Linked DNA regions of Mus musculus: region 1 is linked to region 2. The links are chromatin contacts, found by POLR2A ChIA-PET in ENCODE. All regions are on one chromosome and are shown on one strand. Each heading gives the region's core, a stretch centred on a gene start or an enhancer-like site at or near the end of the contact. The rest is flanking DNA. Distances are from core to core; before and after follow the strand shown.

Region 1 (5,267 bases), core at 404-2,903, 140 kb after region 2:
ACGTAAAACCATGTGGCAGGAGCCAGTCAGTCTCAACAATAGAGCGTGAGAAAAGGAGCTTTATTCCAGTAAGCCAGCTAAGGAGGAACTGGCTGGCATTATCATCCCTAAAAAACAAAGGTCTTACAGTGCTGCTTCTTTTCATCGACTAGTTCGCCCACAACGCAGTTCCTAAAGTAGTATGCACTGGGCAAGCTATTAAAGGTGTCCGGTGCCCCAATACAGTAATTAAGGAAAACACGTGTGTGTGTGTGTGTGTGTGTGTGTGTGTGTGTGTAGAAAGGTGAAGTTAAACAGCAAATTAGACATGTGTTACTCCAATTCATCTACCAATAAGTTTACCTTGAATGCTGCTATATAGCTTATATAAAGCTATGACTTAACCATATGTATATATGGTTTAACCTTTACTGAGTCTCAGAGAATTGGTATTCTGTACTTGGAGGAGTGTCACTACAGATTCTCCAGGCACTGTCTCCCTGCTCAAACCCTTCTTGGCTGGAGATGTTCAGTGGTAGTGTTTGCCTAACATTAATGAAGCTTCGGGTACAATCTCTAGCAGTGCATGAACCTGGTGTGGTGCCATCCTAACCTCAACATTTGAAAGGTGGAGGTTAGACAACCACTCAAGGTTCTCCCTGGCCACGCTCGAGGTTTTTTGTTTTTGTTTTTCAAAGATTTATTTATTTATTATATGTAAATACATGTACACTGTAGCTGTTTTTAGACACTCCAGAAGAGGGTGTCACATCTTGTTATGGATGGTTGTGAGCCACCATGGGGTCTTAACTCGGGACCTTCATAAGAGCAGTCAGTGCTCTTAACTGCTGAGCCATCTCTCCAGCCCCGCTACATGAAATTCTTAAGAGAAAAGAAGTTGCCGGGCAGTGGTGGTGCAGGCCTTTAATTCCAGCACATGGGAGGCAGGGGCAGGCAGATTTCTGGTCTACAGAGTGAGTTCCAGGACAACCAAGGCTACACAGCGAAACCCGGTCTTGAAAAAAAAAGAGAGAGAAAGAGTGAGTAAGTTTATTTTGAAGGTAGTTTATTTGGCACACCTGTTCTTTTCCTGTCTCAACTGGTTTTTGCTCCCACCCTGAGCGAGAGACGCAAATATAGAGTGGGTAGCATATAAAAAGCCCTGGGTTTTGGCCCCAAGCATCCCATAAAACTTAATTCAGTGATAGAGTACAACTGTAATCCCCAGGATACTGCTGCACGTTCAATGAATTTCAGGCTAGCCTCTGAGAACCTTTCTCAAGAAATAGGAATGCTCGCCTTTAATCCCAGCATTCGGGAACCCAAGGCAGGAGGAGCTAGGTCAGCAAGTGTGTAGGCAGCCCGGGCTATGTCACAACAAACAACTCCACAAAAATAGCTAAGTCCGGGTGTGGCGGTGCACGTCTTTAAATACCAGGACTCAAAAGGCAGAAGCAGGTGGATCTCGAGGCCAGTATGGTCTACATAGCGAGTTCCAGGTCAGTTAGGACTGTAATTAGACCCTGTCTCAAGTTGGGCCAATTTTTAGCAACAACAGCCACACGCAGTACGCACAAAACAAAACCTTGCCACGTCACAACCTCCCCACCTCCAACACGCAAGACTATGCCCGCCCCCACTGATCCGGAAATAAAAGCGGCTCTCTGGCCGGTCACTTCCGGCACAGCAATGGCGGCACAGGGAGCTACAGCTGCAGTTGCTGCAACAACTTCAGGAACTGTAGGGGAGGGAGAGCCCGGCCCGGGGGAAAATGCAGCAGTCGAGGGGCCTGCCCGGTCCCCGGGCCGGGTCTCTCCGCCGACTCCGGCGCGTGGCGAACCAGAAGTCACCGTGGAGATCGGAGAAACGTACCTGTGCCGGCGGCCGGATAGCACCTGGCGTGAGGGCGGGGCCCAGGGCCTAGGGGCGGGATTTAGGGAATGGGCATGGCCTAGGAATGGGCGCTCTGTGGGGCTGGGAGTCTTGGGGCCAGGGTGGTGACTCAGGTAAGAAGGCGGGATTTCGGGAGCTGAGAAGCCCACTTTGTAATTGGAGGTTGGAGTCAGGCCATGCTTGTTTTCACCTGTAAAGCCACCAGTCAGCTGAATACAGAGTTGGCCTGTGAACATTCACTCTGGTTCGATTTCAGGCTTCATTTTTTTTTTTTTTTGCTATATCTGTTCCTTCATTGGTGTTTTGTTGTCTGTCTTTACATTTCTCTTGCCCCCTCATCGCCAGCAAAGAGGACAGCCCAGTTCCTAAAAACACGTTTCCTTATCTTCCTTATCTTTTCTTCCTTTTCTTTCCCTCTTCAAAATAAACCTCAAGCTGCTGGCTTCAAAATAAACTCCGAGCTGAGATGGCTCAGGACATAAAGGTATTTGTCACCAAGTCTGGTGATTTGAGTTCTGTCCCCAGGACCCACATGGTAGAAGGAGACAATGATTCTTACTGTTTGCCCTCAGAATCCATATAAGAGTATCCCCCACCCCCTAATACGATAAATACATCTAATTTAAACGAATAAATGTCGGTCATGGTGGCATACACCTTTAATCCCAGCCCTGGGAAGGCTGTGAGTTTGAGGCCAGCCTGGTCTGCATAGCAAGTTCCAGAAGAGCCAGGACTACATAGAGAGACCTTGTCTCAAAACATAATTAAACTCCTTAGACTGGGTTTGTTTGTTTTTTGTTTTGTTTTTTGTTTTTTCGAGACAGGGTTTCTCTGTGTAGCCCTGGCTGTCCTGGAACTCACTCTGTAGACCAGGCTGGCCTCGAACTCAGAAGAAATCCGCCTGCCTCTGCCTCCCAAGTGCTGGGATTAAAGGTGTCTGAGACCTTTCCAGTTTCTAGGCACTTCTAGTAAGGGCTATTGCCAGACCAATCTTGCTCTGCCCGCCAAAACTATGTGTTTATGTGCCTTTTATCACCTGCTCTTGCTATAAGTAATCTCATGTCTTCCTGGCTAGCTCTTACTCATCTCTTAATTTTTGTTTTTTAAAAAGTTATTTATTTATTTTTTATTATTATTTTTAAAATTTATTTATTTATTACATGTAAGTACACTGTAGCTGTCCTCAGACTCTCCAGAAGAGGGAGTCAGATCTCATTCTGGGTGGTTGTGAGCCACCATGTGGTTGCTGGGATTTGAACTTCAGACCTTCGGAAAAGCAGTCGGGTGTCTTACCCACTGAGCCATCTCACCAGCCCCTATTTATTTATTATATGTAAGTACACTGTAGCTGTCTTCAGACACCCCAGAAGAGGGTCTCAGATCTCATTACAGATGGTTATGAGCCACCATGTGGTTGCTGGGATTTGAACTCGGGACCTGCGGAAGAGCAGTCAATGCTCTTAACTACTGAGCCATCTCTCTCGCCCCTAGTCTCTCTTTTTTTTTTATTATTTTTTTTATTTTATTTATTTATTATATGTAAGTACACTGTAGTTGTCTTCAGATACACCAGAAGAGGGCATCAGATCTCATTAAGGGTGGTTGTGAGCCACCATGTGGTTGCTGGGATTTGAACTTCGGACCTTTGAAAGAGCAGTCGGGTGCCCTTACCCACTGAGCCATCTCACCAGCCCCCCTAGTCTCTTTATCTCCTGTGGTGATCCCATTCTAGACCCCTTCAGGCAAAGTCAGTTGCTTGCATGGTCTGGCACGTTTTTCTTTTTCGTACCTCAGCCATACTGGGTTTTTTTGTTTGTTTGTTTTTTGTTTTTTCGAGACAGGGTTTCTCTGTGTAGCCCTGGCTGTCCTGGAACTCACTCTGTAGACCAGGCTGGCCTCGAACTCAGAAGAAATCCGCCTGCCTCTGCCTCCCAAGTGCTGGGATTAAAGGTGTGCGCCACCACACCCGGCAGCCATACTGTTAAAATTATCTGCCTTTCTCTGTCAATGGGAAAACACTAGAGAACAAGATCTCTTGTGATTCCTCACTGTATCTTCTCACTGTGGCCAGCATTACATAGTGGAGCGCCAGACGAGCATTAATTTCTAGACATCTCTGCATCTGTCCCTGTGCTACAGACTAAAGCATGGTCACCCTTTTAGGTATTCTCCAGATGAAGGAACTAAAGCTCAGAAAGTCAAACCATGGGGCTACAGTCATTTAGGAAATGTGAAGGAAGCTTAAACTGTCTTAATCCCCAGCCAGCTCTCATGGCCCCCAAATGAGTGAATGAGCACTGACTTTGGAGGTAGTCTTAAACATGCTTAAATACCAGGTTTTCTCAGTTTTCAAATCTCTGGTCCTCTGTAACACCCCCTGTACCTCCCCCAAGTCCTAACCTGGCTCACCTTACAGGGTAAATGGCAGGTGTGGACAGATGGATCTGGAAATTACCCCTCAGATCCCCCCCCCTTTTTTTTTTTCTTGACAGATTCAGCAGAAGTGATCCAGTCTCGAGTGAATGACCAGGAAGGCCGAGAAGAATTCTATGTTCACTATGTGGGCTGTGAGTGCCTGGGGCCCTGGGGCCTGGGTGGAAGGAGGGAGGCAGTCAGTCAGTCCCTCACGGTGCGTCCTAACAGTTAACAGGCGACTGGACGAATGGGTGGACAAGAACCGACTCGCACTGACCAAGACAGTGAAGGATGCCGTGCAGAAGAACTCTGAGAAATACCTGAGTGAGCTGGCCGAGCAGCCAGAGCGCAAGATCACTCGAAACCAAAAGCGAAAGCATGATGAGATCAACCATGTGCAGAAGGTCCTGGCCCCTCCCTTCTCAGGACCATCACAACAAAGCCATAGCAACTCCCATGTGAAAGCTGGTAGTATGCCAGGGTTTTTCTCTCGTTTATTCACATATGAAAAAATCCTCAGCTTATAGAGAGAAGAGGGTTGTTCTCTCACAGTAAGGAAACGGTACAGTTAGGACTGGAACTCAAACTTGAAGTCCAAAGGGAAGGAAAGAAACTAAAATTACGTCATTTCCTCTGCTATCCATCCCCACGCCGAGCACTGGACGATCTCATCCAAGCCTCCCTGGCCTTTATCACCACGGGGCAAATCCTTGGTTTTGTGTATGAGGAGGCAGGCTCCGAGAGGTTAAGCTCAAGCTTCTTGGCTTGAAAGCCAGAGTATTAGGTTTAATCTACTTCACCTGCTATTGCAGAGCATCTCAATATCCAGAGGGAGCACAGGCCGGTCTAGAAGTCTTGGTAGGATTTACATTGTCTTAGGGGCCAGGCCCTACCTGACACATCCTACAGAGGTATCCAAAATAAGGAATCTTTGAAAAGCAGAAACAAAGTATGTGTGTTATTAGTGTATGTGTGTATAT
Region 2 (4,982 bases), core at 504-3,003:
GACTTGGGATTCCTGCCCAGGGACTTGAGCCAGCCTTCCCTCTCTCCCACCTGCACTGATATCTCTGGGGGTCTTTGCTTCCCATCTCTCCCTTTCACCTGCTTCATTGTCCATCCCCTCTGGGGAGTGGGTCAAGAGGTACTGGGGAGGTGCTGAGCCAAAGGGATGGTGGGAGGGAGGGGCGGTGAAGGTGCAAGTCTGGAGTAGGGAAAATGAGGTGACATGGTATCTTGTACACAGGATACTGGGGGCTGGGGGAGGCGATGGATGGGTGTGGGGAGGGCAGAAATCAGACCAACAAGGGTTCAGGGAACAAAGACCAGTTGGGTGGGATGGGGGGCCAAAAAGGGAAAACAGAGGAGCAATTGGGGATCCGAGTGTCAAGACAGGGGGCGCTACAAGCCAGGTAATGCCAGGACTGGGGGCTGGGAGAGGAGCAGATGTGGGGATAGTACCCTCTGCGTAGGGTTGCCTCTCTCCCCTTCCCTCTACCCAGATTTCAGTTTTCCCCGACCTTGACTCCTTGAACGTCACTGAAAATGGCAGCTATTGCAAGGAGTAGGGGCCGCGGGTCTACCTGCTGTTAAGCTCGGTGGCCCAGGGGAGTGGTGAGGGGTAGCCCAGACCCCTGCCTGGCTCTCTACACAATACTTGAACATTCATCTGTACTGAAGTGTTACTTGAACCGGGGGAATCTCGGACTTGGGGGAGTGTGATGTGAGGGGACCAGCTTGACCGAGACTGGGCTATGGGTACCCAGTTTGGACTGTCCCACCCCTAGCTCTCTTGCATTACTGTCTTGAACAGCTCCACCCTTCACTTGAGTTGGGGTGGGGAAATGTCAGCTTAAAGATGGGCAAGATGGGACTCCTCCAGTTTGGCTCTTCCCATTCTTTCATCGTCATGGAAACTCGTGTCCCATTTGCCCAGGGAACTGCCACTCCTGGTTGCCATGGAAATAGCAGCCAATGGACACCTCCGGAAATCAGTGCTAAGACTGGAAACGGTCCCTCTTAGTTGCTGTGGGAACTTAGTAACAGACTCTTGGCACCTCCCCTCTTCCCACCCCTTTCCTTCTTCCAGTGTGGGGGTGGGGTCTCAAGAGCCTGAGGGAGGAGTCAGGTCTAGGTCCCACTCAACTTAGGCCAGGGGGAACTGGATTGTACTACATGGGGGTGGGGGGAGGGGAATCTATCCACATACCTCAGGTAACAGGAAGGTGCGCGGGTTGGGGGCGGGGGCTGGGCGGACCAAAGGCAGGAGGGGGGGCCTGGGGTTGGAGAAAGGCTTGACGGTGGGGCCGCTTGCGGGAGGGGAGGAGGCACCCCGGCGAGGGACAAGTGGGGCACCCAGCCGGGCTGGACCCCTAACCCCACAAGTCTGTACAATAAGGTTTGCTATAAAACTCAGAATCTAGCCGGGGCCGCTGACTTTTTGTGTCTGTCTGCGGTGTCGAGTCTGAGTGGTGGGTAGGGATGGTGGAAGGGGCTCCTTTGGTCTCTGGGAGGAAAATGGGCTTAATTTTCCTGAGATGACTGCTCAAAGAGGAGTGTGGAAGTCTGGACACCTGTGAATGTCCAGGTACATACACTGGGTGGTCTGAGGCCAGCAAAGTCCCAGCAAAAGCTGAGGCTGAGCATTCACGTCGTGGCCTGGGTTAGAGGGTCCCTTGAGATCTCTGCCCGTGGGCAGACTGCAGGGGTTCGTCTCACGGCTCCACCCAATCATGTGGTCACCGGGCTCCGCCCCTGCCCCAGTTCCTGTTTCGGCCCCTGGGCCTTCTAGACGCGTCCGTAACTGTTCCCGCTGGGTCTGCCTTGCCACCCAGGATGGGGTCCCACCCGCGCTTGGGCCGTCCCTTCTTGGGGATACAAGGCGCCTCGGCCCCTCCTTGACCATCTGCGCTTGTGGTGTAACTGCTCTCAGGATGAAGGGCGGCGAGGGGGACACGGGCGAACAGGCCCCGCTGAACCCGGAGGTGGACAGCCCCGCGGGCTCAGCCACGTACCGGGAGTTCGTGCACCGCGGCTACCTGGACCTTATGGGGGCCAGTCAGCACTCTCTGCGGGCGCTCAGCTGGCGCCGCCTCTACCTCAGCCGGGCTAAGCTCAAAGCCTCCAGCCGCACATCTGCTCTGCTGTCGGGCTTCGCCATGGTGAGGGGTGGGAGGGGGTACACGGGGTGGGTAAAGCACGTGGTGGGAGAAGTCAAGAAAATGGGTCCCCAGTACTGGACTGAATAAAAGGGTTTCTTTAGGATAAAAGAAGGAGCTAAGTCCCAAGGGACTGGAAAAACCCTTTATGTCGGGCACAGCTCTAGGAATATAAACAGACTGAAGATCGGTCCCAGAAATGCCGTGGAAGAAGGGAGTAAAGAGGTCAGCAGATGCAGACTGGTGGGGGGAAAGTCTGAAGTGGCTTAGTTACCAAGTCCTCGAGAGTTGAAAGGCAGTCAAAGCTGAATGAGAGCCTATATCAACCAGATCGGGGAAGGGGGATAGTGTATGTGAGAGTCATTTGACTGAAGGGCCCACCTCTCAGAAGGCACAGAGAATTGCCGGGAAAACTAAGAAACCATGAGGAAGCTGCTGGGGAAGGAAGCTGATCAGGGAGCTAGCAGATAAGTCTGATAAACTGCAGGTGTGGGAGGATAATGTCAGCTAACGGTCCCAGCAGTGGCCCCGGGAAGTGGAACTGAAGATTCCAGAGTGTGGCCTGCAGATGTGTCCTGGTTCCTCCCTACTTAGGGCCAGCTGTGCGGCCCCAAGTCGACATCCACTCCAGTTGCCATCTTTAGGAAGTTGTGACATCATAGAAGGTGCTGTCTCTGTGGTCTGCCAAGCTTTTGTCCAGGAGGATGTGGGATTCTTATGGAGACCCCCTAGAACTAGGTGTGTTAGAACAAGCTCCGCTTAGCAAAGGAGGCTCTTCTAGAACAGTGTGCTATCTAGACTACATGGAAGCTGCTGTTTAGACAAGGATGCTCCGCAGGGTATGGGTGTGGAGTGAAGCTCTGCTAGTTTCAGTTTTCTTCACACTTGGGGGGAGGGCACCCTTCATAATGTACCCTTGTGTAAATAGGCCTTGGAGGGAGCTAAGGTGAGGGCATATAAAAGTAACTTAGGTCAATACCTCCCTTTTTTCTGCAACCTCAATATCAGGACGAAAGAATCTGTAATCTTAAAGGTTGCTCTTGCTCTGTTGCTTGTAAGGGGCCCAGATTTCCCCCAAACAGCCCCATAGTTCCTGAGGACATTTGACTGAAAGGAATCAGCACCACAGAAAGAAGGGCACAGCAGCTTGTGTTTGAACCACGTGGCTCCGCCTGCTTCTAAAGGAACAGTACAGTGTGCAGCAGAAGTTGCAGAGCAGATCGTTGTGGTGTCAGTGTGAGAGGGCTTTCTCTGAGGAGCAGTAGGCTGAATGTGTAGGTTCTAGGACCGCCCCCAGTCCTGACAAAGAACCCTGGGTTGGACCCTGGGAGACACCAGAATTAAGCCTGGCCCAGATCCCTGTTTGTGAACACACCTGCCTACTATCTGCGGTGGCCCAATTCCCCAAAATACTCAGTTTTATTTTTGTAAGTACCACTGTATCCCTGCACCACAGTAATCTCGGGATCTGTAAGAAATGGGCCGGGCGTGGTGGCGCACGCCTCTAATCCCAGCACTCAGGAGGCAGAGGCAGGCGGGTTTCTGAGTTCGAGGCCAGCCTGGTCTACAGAGTGAGTTCCAGGACAGCCAGGGCTACACAGAGAAACCCTGTCTCCAAAAACCAACAAACAGAAATGGGAGATATCTTCCTAAACCCAGGTGGCCTGAAGTTAAAACATACAAATCATATTCACAGGCTGTGAATCTAGCCTAGTTCTAGTTGGTAGAGTATTTGCCTACCATTCAGGAAATCCTAGGTTCAATTTCCATTTAAACAACAACAAACATGGTATAGCGTATAGCACACCTATAATCCCAGCACTTGAGGTAATAAAAAAGAACAAACAAGGTTGTTCTTGGCTATACAGAGAGTCAAGGCTAGCCTGGGCTTCATGAAGTCCTATCTCAACAAACATTCAATGTTCAGTACCTGGTATAGTGGCAGTTGTTCATATAAGAAAAGGCATGTTAGACTGCACAGTGAGCTAGTGACAGGATTTTTGACTTCAGCAGCCTGGCTTTAAAGCCCAAACTTGTCCATCAACACAAATGTTTGCAAAGTTCAGGCTAGCTGGGTGGAGTCACGGTAGACTCCCTGACCTGTCAAACATGAGCAGCCATGATTCATCCTGCATAGTTGGCACATTGAATGCAGCCCCGGTGTGACCAGATATGACAAGCTTTTTAGATTGATCTGGAAACGTGAAGCTTATTGGAGTTTAAGAGATGGCAGTTACTACCTTCTGGGTTTTCTCTCTTTGTGCCTTAGACATTAGCATCAACTCTAACAGTCTGTGCCTGGCTCTAGTCATAGAATTTAATGTTTAGCATTAACTTTCTCACTGAGACTATTGTCCCCATTTTTCAGGTAGGAAACTGAGGGAGGCACTTGCTCAGAGATTACACAGTTGTTCAAGGTCATAGGACTGTAACCCTACTCAGGACATTGAAGTAGGGGGGTAGTGAATTTGAGGCAAGTCTGGACTAGTAGGCTGTTGTGAGGAAACTACAAATTGTAGAACTGAGAACAGACCCAAACAGCTCAAGATTTTTGCTTGCTTTGGGTCTATAGTGACTTTTCTTTCTTTTTTCTTTTCTTTTCTTTTTTTTTTTTTAAAGAGGGTCTCTATGTAGCCCTAACTGTGGCTTGGTACTCTTTAGTTCTGGGATTAAAGGCACTTGTCACTACACCCAGCAGTTTCGGGTTCTTTTTTTTTCCCCTTGGTTTTTCAAGACAGGGTTTCTCTGTGTAGCCCTGGCTGTCCTGGAACTCACTCTGTAGGCCAGGCTTCGAACTCAGAAATCCACCTGCCTCTGCCTCCCAAGAGCT

The links. ChIA-PET counts read pairs that join two places held with the same protein, here RNA polymerase II (POLR2A).
Region 1: POLR2A ChIA-PET joins it to region 2 with 11 read pairs in embryonic stem cell. The contact joins the promoter of Kat8 here to the promoter of Orai3 in region 2. POLR2A ChIA-PET finds 5 or more read pairs at or near these places in 3 of 5 experiments (Patski and embryonic stem cell).

The regions. Positions count from the first base shown.
Region 1 is chr7:127,910,864-127,916,130 of GRCm38, forward strand. Kat8 (K(lysine) acetyltransferase 8) reads left to right here and starts at 1,654. Exons shown (of 11, transcript NM_026370.2): 1 at 1,654-1,879; 2 at 4,365-4,439; 3 at 4,516-4,691. The coding sequence starts at 1,669.
Region 2 is chr7:127,768,062-127,773,043 of GRCm38, forward strand. It overlaps Orai3 (ORAI calcium release-activated calcium modulator 3), which reads left to right and starts at 1,754. Exons shown (of 2, transcript NM_198424.3): 1 at 1,754-2,155. The coding sequence starts at 1,928. It overlaps Fbxl19 (F-box and leucine-rich repeat protein 19), which reads left to right. Exons shown (of 11, transcript NM_172748.2): 11 at 1-867.